2 separate regions of the Homo sapiens genome follow, and region 1 is linked to region 2. A link is a contact called in ENCODE Hi-C or POLR2A ChIA-PET data. All regions are on one chromosome and are shown on one strand. Each heading gives the region's core, a stretch centred on a gene start or an enhancer-like site at or near the end of the contact. The rest is flanking DNA. Distances are from core to core; before and after follow the strand shown.

Evidence for each region. A loop is a pair of places that touch in the nucleus more often than their neighbours do. ChIA-PET counts read pairs that join two places held with the same protein, here RNA polymerase II (POLR2A).
Region 1: a loop to region 2 is called in a map of astrocyte of the spinal cord, with 10 times the contacts of the local background. The contact joins the promoter of CNTFR-AS1 here to the enhancer-like site in region 2. A Hi-C loop is called at or near these places in 6 of 168 maps with a recorded cell type or tissue (DLD1, G401, astrocyte of the spinal cord and 3 more). POLR2A ChIA-PET finds 5 or more read pairs at or near these places in 2 of 52 experiments (T-cell and WTC11).

The regions. Positions count from the first base shown.
Region 1 is chr9:34,563,725-34,570,212 of GRCh38, reverse strand. It overlaps CNTFR-AS1 (CNTFR antisense RNA 1), which reads right to left and starts at 2,201. Exons shown (of 2, transcript NR_024369.1): 1 at 2,056-2,201. It overlaps CNTFR (ciliary neurotrophic factor receptor), which reads left to right. Exons shown (of 10, transcript NM_147164.3): 3 at 1,232-1,316; 4 at 5,381-5,614. The coding sequence starts at 1,232. LOC105376023 (a long non-coding RNA gene) reads right to left here and starts at 1,114. Exons shown (of 3, transcript XR_007061466.1): 1 at 1,022-1,114; 2 at 597-701; 3 at 149-241. RefSeq lists an enhancer at 1,262-1,796.
Region 2 is chr9:34,500,886-34,506,559 of GRCh38, reverse strand. DNAI1 (dynein axonemal intermediate chain 1) reads right to left here. Exons shown (of 20, transcript NM_012144.4): 12 at 5,379-5,422. Among named protein-coding and RNA genes, the nearest start is that of ENHO, 19 kb to the left of the region's middle. Within about 2 kb of position 4,424, at least 5 of the 41 ENCODE cell types and tissues checked have a DNase peak (open chromatin) inside an H3K27ac peak, as active enhancers do.

The DNA of each region.
Region 1 (6,488 bases), core at 952-3,451, 66 kb before region 2:
GGGTTCTGTCTGGTGGTTTGGGGCAGTGTCCCCGGCCAGCATCTTTGCTGTGTGGCTGGCTGGAATCTCGGAGAGTGGCCCTGGTTGAGTGTCTGGTAGCATCCCTCAGTATTTCTCTGGATCTTTGCTTCTGTGTGGTTGATAGTTCTCTCTCTTCAGACTGAAGGTCAGGGGGTTTGTTACATTTGCAGCCCATTCTGCAGGAAATAATTATTTCCCTGCCATCAAGTGTAGGTGTGTGCTGGGGGAGGGGGAGAGAATAGTTGGACTCATCTCAGGAAGCAGGACACCAGGTTGGGGGGCACTGGATCCATCCTGGCTTCTGGGGCCATGTCCTGAGTGCATCCTGTGTACTTGCATGGGTGCATGTGGACACTGATGCACGCCTACTGGGCTGGGGGTCCCAGGCTCCTAGGGGCACATGGCTGGGGTCAAGGGTGGGCCGGGGTTCCTGACAAGGACTTACATATTAAAATCCTTCATTTTCTCTTGATCATTGGTGTACAATTACGGAAAAGCCACATCTGACCTGGGTCATGTCCCACTGCCCTGACTCGACTGCTCTGAGCTTCTCAGGGCCCAGTGGCAAGGCTCACCACAGGGGTGTCGGGGACAGATGACGGATCTGAGGGGCTCCCGAGCATCCAGGTTTCAGGCTCTCTCCCCAGGAGCACAGCAGGGGGCCTGCCATTCAAAGCAATCTGGAGAAGTACAGACCTCCAATTGAGTTAAAACATTACCCTTTCAGTTTATGATGTTTATAGCTAATTAGCTAACCTCACCAGTAAAGTTATTTTTTTTTTTAGAAAAATGGCCCTGGCATTACCAATATTCTGTAACTCATTTGCAGTTGACAACATTGTGTAGCCACTAGTCTTATCGAACAGCAAACCACCATAGGTTGCCTTCTACCATCTTAGCAAACCTTTGCCTACAGATGCCAATAATGTTGCTTTCTGTTGCCTGAAAGAAGATCTTGAGCCCCATTAAGAAGGGCATTTTGGGGTCAAGATGCTCTCACCTTAAACCAGGCTTCCTAAGCTCCCTGCCTGCATGATTCCCACCTCCTACTCCGTGTCAGTCGGGTTGGGTGAAAGCAGAGCGGGTGAGGGCCTCTCCAGGGCCCTAGGGCTGGGATTTCCCAGTCTTGCCTGAGAACAGGAGGGGCTCCCCAGGACAGTCCTGCCTGGGCTGATGCTGACCCCTCCCCCACCCCGGTTTCTCCCAACAGATGGCTGCTCCTGTCCCGTGGGCCTGCTGTGCTGTGCTTGCCGCCGCCGCCGCAGTTGTCTACGCCCAGAGACACAGTCCACAGGGTGAGTGCTCACGGGAGCCGCCTGCTGACCCCCCTCTCAGAGCTGGGCATGAACCCTCACTGGCATAGCTGCATCCTGACACTACCCAAGAGTCACACACTGGCATTGTCACACATGACCACCCAGAGGGACATGGAGTCATGTGACACTGATATGCACAGTCCTCCACACTCACACTAGGGTGGTCGAATGCTGACGGTGTCTCTGGCTTGAGATGATCTGTCTTCTTACTAGGGTGGCATAGGGTACAGGCAGGTGGGATGGGAGTTGACGGGGGAGGCTGGGGCGGGACCTGTATATTGTATCTGGGTGAAAGGGGATCTCTCGGAGATTTGTGGGGTGCAGTTGGAGGCACCGATTGGAGACAGTGGGCAAGACTGCAGGTCACCTTCTACCCTCAGCTTCATCCCAGACGGAGGATGGGGACAGAGAAGGTGGACTGAGAATGAGACGAAGGGACAGGCTAACATGCGGGAGAGAGCCAGTGCACTAAGGAAGGGACAGGTTAATCAGCTGGAATGGCCACACGGGGGAGGGACAGCTCAGGGCTCGGCCATTGGCAGCCTCCCTGCCCTCCCTTTACCTATTTCTCCAGTGAGGGGCAAGGCCTGCCCACAGCCCACAGGACAAGGAGCGGTGTTAACAGAGGCCCTCTTAACTTGGCCACCTGCCCCTCTACTGCACTTGAGGCAGCACCTCAAACAGCAACATCAGCCCGAGGTCTGAACTCAAAACTCACCTTGAACCAGGCTTCCTAAGCTCCCTGCCTGCATGATTCCCACCTCCTACTCCGTGTCAGTCGGGTTGGGTGAAAGCAGAGAGGGTGAGGGCCTCTCCAGGGACCAGGCATGGAGCAGACCCTGGTGGCTGGGCTCTGCCACCCTCAAGGCTGTGGGTAGTGAGTCGAGGCTTATATGGCCTCTTCTTTATGAGATCATCAGTGAGACCCGGAGAGATCCTGGCCAGCCCCAGGGGCATTGACTGGGCATCCCTAGGGCCTGCCAGTGGTCTCTACCTTGTGTCCCCATGGTCCTGGACATAAGGCCACCTCTCTGAGAGTGTGAAACTGTGTTCTTGTGAGGGTGAGAGTGTGTCCCTGTTTGAGTGCATTTCTCTGTGTGGCTGTATCCTTGTGGACTGTTCCTCACGTGTGACATTGTCTGTCTATGTCACCTTGCCTGTCTGCATGCCCTTTGTGGGGCTGTATCCTTGTGTTTGAGACTGTACCCCACATGTAATTGTGTCTCTCTGTTTCTCTTTGTGTGTTTGTATTAAACTGTCTCCCTGTGTCCCTGGGCATAACTGCTGTGCCTTTAGGTGATGGTGCCCTTCTTGTACGTGTACATGTGATCTCGTATCAGGTGTTACCATCCCTGAAGTGAGACAGTGTCCCTGTGTGACTGTGAACTTGTGTGTGACTGTGGCCTTGTGGATGACTGTCCTGCATGTCCTTCTTCTTTAGGGGTGACTGCCCTTGTTCCTTTGTGTGTGGCAAAGTGAAGTTGCTTTGGGATGCCCGGGGGGACTGTTTCTGACATGTGGTCCCCCTGTGAGCCTGTGTGTGCAGGTGTGAGGGAGCCGTCAGCTCTGTCCCTCTGTGTTCTCCATGTCCATGACCTCATCCCGTCTCTGTCTCTCATCCTGGCTTCTAACAACCTTTTCACAGCTGATTCCTTTGGAGCATTTGTCACCGCTTCAGGGCCAAGAACCCCAATCCTCCCCCTGCTGCTTGATTTAATTTCTGAAATGGACAGCACATCAGTAGGGGCACCCACGGGGCGGGAGCAGAGCTGTCCAGAGACAAAAGATTAAATCACTGCCATCTTTGGAGCAGTTGCATGGCTGCGTGTATTGCCATTGTTGTGTTATTGTAGCAGTTGTGACACTGTGTGCTTGTCATGTCCTCTTACCCCTCCACCTCTCCACTGTGGCCTGTCGTTGTCTTCTGCCATTGTGTTGTCATTTTTTCGTTCTGCCCTGCCTTTACATCATCGGTCTGTCATTATTGTCAGGTTGCGTTTCTACTTTTTTTGTGCAGCAGACAAGGTGTGGTGGGGAGGTGTTATCCCATAGCCATTGTATGTAATGTGTTGTTCGGTTGCTGTGTCCTCGTGTGGTGGCCGTACCTGCTCCCCAGGATTAAGGGCCACACTGGGTCCACGTTAGCGTTGAGCTGCCTGGTCAGTGTTGATGTGTTGCTGCTGGGACCATGATGGCCACGCCCCCTCCCCAAAGGTCAGTTTTCAGCCTCCTCCTCAGGCAGCTGGATGCAAAGTCTCTGCTAGGGGGTGCAGAGAGAGGGGCTTGGCATGTTTCCTGGAAGCTCCAGGTTTTTGGAAGGGAGGCTGGAGGGGGGCTCAGTGGCTGGAGCTGGTGGACTGTTGGGGGCGCTCAGTGGCCGGAGTCTTGGACACTGGGCCTCTGGTCAGGGGGAGGCCCCTGTTTAGTGTCTGGTCCAGCCTCACAGCTGTGGCCTCCAAGGCCCCCAGCCACCGCCCTTCCGCCCGTTCATCGTCTGTTCGGCTGGTCCCAGGCTCCACAGATGAGTGGTCAGGGCTGGCTGGGTTTCCTGCTTCCTTCTTCTCTGACAGGGACAGAGAGGGGCAGGATAGAGATAGGCAGCGAGGGAGAGAGACCCGGAGTCACAGAGAGACCCTGGCACAGCGAGGACGACAGAGGCAGCAAACCGGGACAGATGTTCCAGTGCAGAGCAAAGCAGGGCTGAGGAGGGGGCTGCAATGGGAGGAGGGGGTGGCCAGTGGGTCCAAGGGGGATCCCTACACCCCTGCAGTCTTGGTGGTGTTAACAAGCCTAATTAAGAGGCCACTGGCCCAACTTAATTGGCTCGTTAACAGGAATTGCCTCTAAAAATCCCCCAACTCAGCAGGGTGGCTCTCTGGAGGGGAGATGTAAGCGAGTGTTAACGAGGGATCCCGCAGCCCCCCACCCCAACTGCTGCCCTCTCCCCCTTCCCTTCTCCTCTCCCACCCTCACTCCGCAGATCTGGCCAAGACCTGGGAAGTGTCTGTCTCTCAGGCTCAGCGGGTAGGATGAGAAGGGGGTGTCCTGAGATTCCCATCTCCCTATCTCTGTGTGCCTGCATCTTAAATCTGTCTCTCTGCCCTGATCGCTTCCCCCACTTCGTGCTGCCTGTCGACAGGTGCTCGCCTCCACCCTTCCATTTCCAGTCTCCTGGGCTCTGTCCATCACGCCTGGGTTGCTGAAGGCAGGGCTGGGGTTTGCTTTTGGCTCTGACAGGCCGCTCCTGGGGGTAGGAGAGGAATGGTCAGAGTGCTCACTCCATCCCAGCAGCACCGCACCCCCCAAGCCCCCAACCTGCCCTAAGTAGTTCCTGCCTTGTGAACTTGACAGCTGCCAGGAGTTCCCTAGGGTTCCCTGCTGCCCATTCTCCCTTCTCCTGCTGCTGCCTGAGCCCTGGATGGCTGAGGGGCGGGTTGTTGTGGGGTGGCAGGCTGGGAAGGCAGAGGAAAGGGAGAGAGACAGGAAGAGAGATGGGGGAGGTGGGGGGTAGAGACAGGACAGAAAGAGACAAGGATGGGGTGGGGAAGAGAAAGAGATAAGGAGACCGAAAAAGGAGTCCAGGAGTGGGGCCCCTCAATGCCAGCTTGCCTGGGTAATAATGGACGTCAGTAACTGGGCTGGGCCTGTGGGTGGCAAGAGATCCGGGTCATGGGGGTCAGGAAACTTTAAAAAACCCAGGGACTGGAGAGGAACTGGGTTTTCTCTGAGAACTGACCCCTCTCAGCACTATGCAAACTCTCTGTCACATGCAAACACACACACACAGAAGATCGCCCATTCACATACCTAGCCCCTGTACATGCTCACTCACATTCACATTTGGAGACATTCATATACCCACACACTTGCACAGGCATAGAGGAGCTTTGAACACTCTTCATCTCCCCAAACACTCACACAGACACCGAGCCTCTCGTCCTCACTCATCCATCCTCACAGGCTCTTGTCTGAGCACGCTCGCCTGCGGGTGCTGGGCCGGGCTGTGACCTGTGACTTTTGCCCTGTGCCCCCACCCCCCACAGAGGCACCCCATGTGCAGTACGAGCGCCTGGGCTCTGACGTGACACTGCCATGTGGGACAGCAAACTGGGATGCTGCGGTGACGTGGCGGGTAAATGGGACAGACCTGGCCCCTGACCTGCTCAACGGCTCTCAGCTGGTGCTCCATGGCCTGGAACTGGGCCACAGTGGCCTCTACGCCTGCTTCCACCGTGACTCCTGGCACCTGCGCCACCAAGTCCTGCTGCATGTGGGCTGTAAGTGTTGCCCCCACCCCTCATCCAGCCTCCCTCCTTCCTTGAGACCCAGACTCCTAGCCCAGATCAAGTCCCCTTCCTGTTAGGGGGACATGGAGAGGGGAGAGCTGCAGCCTGACCCTTGCCCTCTGATTTTGTCCTGGCCCGCTCTTCTGGCCTCTGAGCCCAGTCTTACCCACTGAGTCCAGACCCCTAGACAATTTGCCCACACATCCCACCCCCGTGGAGGTCTTGGGTATCCTAAAACCCTATTCCCTCTGACAACATAGGCAGAGAGCTGGTAAGGCATGGCTCACCTGGGACATGAGTGGGGAGAGACCCTCAGGTCACGGATCTGAGCTGGAGGAGCCTCACTGTGTCTGCTCCCACAAGGGCTAGTCAGAGGGCCTCAGGGAGGGAAGTGGGATATGTGGTTATGCAGGTACAGGCAAGGCGCTCCAGGAGGCCCCAGGGAAGGAGGAAGGCATCCTGGAGTGGGAAGCGAATGGAGACTTGGGAAGCGAACGGTGATTTAGAAGACGCATTGAAACATCATTTCTGGCAGAGAGCTGGGTGTGACCGTAGGCCTCAGCGGCTGGGAGGGCATGTAAAGGCCACTTGGGCTGGTGTTGATGTGGAGAGGGAGCTGAAGGAAGGGACGGGGGGCAGATCATGATCCTGCAAGCTGGGCAGTGACATCTTCTGGGTCATGTTCTTAAAAGATCACTCTGAGTGGAGGGAGGCAGGTTGGATGGAGAAAAACCAAGGTAGGAAGGAGACTGTTACTGGATGCAGGAGAGAGGATGAGGACCTGGGACCAGGGCATGGAGCTGGGGAAGCTGAGAAGGCGCAGTTGGACGTCGAAGAATTGGTGATGGATTGGAGGTGGGAAGGA
Region 2 (5,674 bases), core at 3,175-5,674:
CCCTACCCCACTAGGTGGGCAAGCCCTGCCCTGCTCTGCATCTGTCAGAGTGTGGGATTCCTCTCTGGGATTCATCTTTTCCATCTGTGAAGTGGAATTATGAGATGTGACCTTTCCCTTCTCAGAGATCATGGAAAGATCCAACAACCAATCAAGGTGACCAGGTTTATTCTCCTAATTCTCCCCAAGGTGCAGGAAAGGGGGATGCTGGCTCAAAGAGCTGCTAAGTGAAGAAGGTGTGTGAGCTTGGGAAGGAGCAGAACCCTCAGAGGGGGTTTGGATGCCCAGCCAAGGGCAGGCAGCTTTCCATAGATGCCTGGATAATGCCCATGTACCCCTCCCCCCAGCTAAATATGGGCTAAGCTTGAACTAACATCGAATTGTCTACAGTGAGTCCCAAACTAGCCACCTATGAGCATATCCCCACAGTCCCAGGTTCAGCCTGAGCCCTAGATCTAGGCATGCTCCCCAAACCCAGAAGTCCCAGGCCAGCCAGTCAGGCTTCCACAGGCCCACTTGACCTGGGCACAGCTTTTGGCAATCAACAATGGACCACTCAGCAGAGGCCCTTCTCCCCACCAGCCCCATGTCAAGGGAGTGCCTCCCACTCTTTCTTTCATTTTCTGTGTACTTGGCGCCCATCCTGATATGTAGTCATGAACATAGTCCCAGCCCTTCCGCCACCAGCTCGGTCCTCCCAGCCTCCTCACCAAGCTCAGGGGAGCCGAAGCTGGAGAGGTGGAAGGCTAGTGCAGCCCCTACCTGGGGGCACTCTGCTAAAGCAGAGGGCATGTAGGGGCATCAGGCCAGGTCAGTGGACAGGAGGAAGTAGATGCCACGCTACAGAGACAAGGATACCAGGCCAGCCACTGACAGCAGGCTTCCTCTCTTACTGTGCTGTCCTAAATGAGTCTAGCCCAGGACTGGCTCCAAGACAGCAGCTGTTTAATGACTCCCTTATTAAGTCATGCAAGAGGCACTTGGAGGGGGTGTGTGGTAGGCAGAATAAGGCCCCCCTGCAAAGATGTCCATATCCTAATCCCCTGAGCCTGTAAATATGTCACTTTTCATGGCAAGAGGGATTCTGCAGATTTGATTAAGTGAAAGACATTGAGATGGAGGAGATTATCCTGGATTATCTGGGTAGACTCAATGTAATCACAAGGGTTCTTATAAGGGAAAGAGGGAGGCAGGAGAGTCAGGGAAGGAGATGTAACCATAGAAGCAGATGTCAGAATGATTCGATTGCTTGCTGGAAGGGGACCACAAGCCATGGAATGTGGGCAGCCTGTAGAAATTGGAAAGGGGAGGGAAAGGGCTGCTCCCCTGGAGCCTCAAGAGGGAATGCAGCCCTGTTACCACCTGGTTTTGGTTCCGTGAAACCTATTTTGGACTTCTGACCTCCAGAACTATATGATAATTTTGTGTTATTTTAAGCCATTAAATTTGTGGTAGTTTATTCCAGCAGCAACGGGAAACTAATATAGTAGACATTTAGGGAAAATTGACCCAAACGTACTTTAGGAATCAGAGAGAGAGGCTCCCATAGATGGCACTTTTTTTTTTCTGGGATGGTTTGGAAGCCGTCCCTCTAGAAGTCAGCTGGATGGATGCAATGCTCCTCCGCCCTTCTGATGACAATAATGAAACCCTCTCTCCATTTCCCATACCTCAGCCTTGCCACCTTCGACTCCAGGAACAAAAATTCCCCTTGTGTTAGGACGTTCACAGTTTCCAAAGGCAGGGGACTAGCCCAAGGCTGCTCTAAAGAAGGTTATCAGTTGCTAGAGGGTTCAAAACCTCAAGCATGGCCCAGAGGCCATGGTGCCGAGCTGGGCTCAGCCTCTCCAGCAGCTGGGCTTTTCCAGGCACTCTCGTTCGATTAGAAGTCATATTTAAACAGTGTGGAAATAAGAGCAAGGCCTTAGAGACAGAATACATCAAGCGGGACATTTAATTTGATTTAGGGAAAATGAGGCAAACATTTGAGAACCTAAATAACTAACCAGTAATTAAACTAACAACAGGAATGCCCTTGCATTACAACCCAGCAAGCACAGTGGCCTTTAAGGACTGTATTTACAAAGAGACCTGACAACATAATTAGTCTTGTAAATTTTACGCAGCCCGCAGCCGAGGAGTGATGGATTTTGTGTGTGGAGGATGAATGAGAAGAAATGAGGTGGATGAATTTCCATTTCCAGTAAATGAAATTAACACTGCTTAATTAGTGAAGCTGACAAACAAATGATCAGGAAAGATTTAAATCCCTAAAAGTGTATCTCTGGCCTGGGCAGGCCCAGGGACAGGCCAGGATGTGGTGGGACAGAGTGGGAAGGGATTTAGAGCTGGGACTCAGAGCCTGACATTGGCCCCTTTTGAGGGTGCTGTCCCCAGACAGAGGCTGGGCTGGGGAACAGCTGGCTCCCCTGCTCTTCCAATACATGGCGCTCTGGGAAGCTTCTTGCCCCATCTCCTGTGTGATAGCCTCAGGACCACACAGAGCATCCTGATCTGTTCCACCATCCATGCCTGGAAGACCATGAGAAGTCCCTGTTTCCCTGCTATGAATTGGCTAATGGGCTGGAAAGGACCCCTTCAGTACAGCCGGCTGACATCATTGCATCCCAGCAGTCCCAAGGCCATCTCTTCTTGGGCTAGTTCCTTTTCTTCTAACCTTCCTCCACCTGCTTTATACCTACTGACAGCCTCTTTCTCTACTCTGCTGGGAACATGTAGCCTGGCCCTAGGGGGATCCCAATCTTTGCCCTTTAAGCAGCCTATTGTGCTCACTAGCTGGTACCCAGCAGCTATAGAAGGGAAGCAGGTAGGGATGTTTCTGTGCTGTTGCAGGCAATTGCCCAGATTTCCTTTTCTCTACCTGCTTGTTCCTGGCTGGCTCCAACCAACCTGGCCTGTCCCAGAAATGAGGGAATGGCTACAGTCCTTCCTAGGGTACATACCTACCCCTGCCAAAGTTTTATTTGGCTGAGTCACAGAATAAATATCTGGGAATACCATAAAAAGGAGGTTTATGAGGTCTAGACTCAGCTCACCAGAGTCAAATCCAACTACAAACCCAAATTCTCACTCCAGTGTTTGTCCTCATGAGGCAAAAGCTGATTATGGGAGGGTGGTATCTGGGAGCTTCCAAAGACAGTGTGATGGATGCTGGTGAGACCAGCTGCTCCTCATAGTGACCCCATCCAGCAGCTAGGGTGCCTTCTGTCTGCCCCAGCTTCGCCCTCTTTCTCCCATGGAGGCACTCAAGAGCATGGGACTCCCAGAGGCAAGCTCAGGATGGATGCAGGGGCCTTCCTGAGTCTCAGCCAGCCTGGTTCTATTCAGGCCTCTGCAGGTGGTTCTGAGATATGCAAGGCTCTGGAGAATAGATGCTCATCTGAAAGCCGGCCAACAACCCCAGAGCCAGTGACAACAAAAGCAAATACCACTGCTGCTGCCACTGGGCCCTGCTCCCTAGGAGACTACCTCTGTCTCCACACCCCCCTTCTCTGCTCGGGCTCCCTGAGGGTACTGCAGGAAAGCTACGAGAAAGAATGACAGACAAATCAGCAATGATTGTCCGTTATGTGTAGGTGGTTCCTCCGCTTGCAGCATGTTTACTTCTTCTCTCTCAAGCGTACCTCACAATAGCCCTGGAATGGAGGCCTGGCAGGTTGTCAGCCTTTCCATGTCACCAACGAAGAAACCAAGGCTCAGAGAGGCTTCTGGCCCCAGGTGTCACTGGAAAGTGACACCCCCACCCCCAGGACTGTAGCTGACGACGGGTACCACTCAGGCACGTGGATGTAGCTAACAGCATCAAGGAAGGACAAAGAGACCGTTCTCAGGTAAGTGCCTGCCCAAAGGACATTGCTGGGCTTGTCAGGCTCAAGGTCTTCTGCTGGTGGGAGGTGACCTACTCTACTGCTCCTGCCCAAGGCTGCCCAGCCCTCCAGCCCCCACGACAGCCTCCACATGACCCCGACCAGCTGAGCCTGCTTCCGAACCTGGGTGCGGGGAGAATAGCGCTAAAACTGAAGCAGTTTCCCCTCCCACCTTCTGAGGAGCAACCCCTACACCCCTGCTTCAGACCTGGGCAGAGAGCCTGGGTTGAGAGTAGCCTCACAGGGGGGTCCACACCCACTCCTGGGAGGGCCTGCCCAACCCAACCCCCAGGCCCTGTTCCAGGCCCAGTAGCTGCAGCAGAGGGGGAGGAATGTGCTAGTTCCCTGCCAGAGGGGGAGGGCACTTCCCACTTGGCAGCAGCCCACCCTCAGGAGTGGGGACACAAAGCAGGCATTTAGGGCATCCTCAAAGGCGGCCCAGACCACAAGACTGGGAGTAGCTCCAAGGTCTCCTCCCTGAGAGGAATGACAAACACCCACTGCCCCTCCCCACCCTGGTCAAAGAATGGGTGGACAGGCAGTCTGAGGGGCAGTGACTGGGAGCTTGTATGCCTGCCAGCCAGCAGCAGCTTGGAGAATGGAAAGGTTTTTGTGTTTGCAGAAGCTGATCCTCCCAGCCAGAGAACAAGCTGTTAGCACTGGGGAGCGAGACTACTGTGAAGTGTAGGGCCCTCTCCCGTTGGGAAGGGGGAATGTCCAGGCCAGCACAGCGCTAGGGGCTTCTTCTGGGACCAAGTAACATGAAGGGAAAGCAAATCGCCTGGACACAGTTTCCATTGTGCTGCCTTCCTGCCTTGGGTGGGTAACTGGCAGGGGCGGGCACACTCTGGATAGCAGTGGGCTCCGAAGGTTCAGGGGATCCCATCCCCCATGCCCCCACCCACCCGGTCAGGAAGGCCTGAGGAGGAGGCAGGAAGGGGGGGTCTCCATCCCTACTCCACAGTGTGGTTAAGGTCCTGCCATCTCTCCTTGGGATGCCCGCATCAGTCTCCTAACTGGTTTCCTTGCCTCCAGTCTCAGGCCTGCAATGCCTGCAATTCCTCCCTGCACTGGTCATGTCCCTGTCCTTGAATTCCTTCAGTGGTTTCCCCTCAGGAGAAGATCCAAGCTTTTTGGAATGGCTTACCAGGCCCTTTGAGGGCTGACCCTGGCCCCCCCAGCAGCTTCATATTCTGCCATATTCCTCATGCCTCCAAGCCTTTGCATATGCAGGTCCCTCTGCCAGAAGTGTTTTCCCCTCTTTCTTCACCAGAATAACTCCTTCAAGGTTCCATTGACACATTCAGCTTAGAATATTCCTTCACCCAGCACTAATTGCCAGTAGGATTGTGGGTCTTCCCCATTAGACTGTGAGCCCCCTGCGGGCAGTCATCTTTGTATTTCTTACAACTGGCAAAGAGTTCTGCACAGAGTAGGTACTTAGTGTTTGCTGTTTACATGAGCAAATAAATGAATAGTCAGATCACTTACAAGAGCCATATCCCACTGCAAACAGATCCCTGTACTTTGGATTCCTGCAAAAAAAAATATGAATCCATTGGCATAGGAAATGAACATGGCCCTCCTGTGGACAAGGGCCTTCCCATTGGCACTGGTGCCTAAATATACTACAGACATCTGTTCTCCAGCTTAGGCCCTCACCACTTGGGAGTCCTGGGGGTGGTCTTGTGATCCCATAAGAATCCAAGTTCCATATTTTTCTATACTGTCACATGTCATACTCAAGGTGGTTAAGTGCAGAAGGGGGTACTGGGGGTTTGGGATGT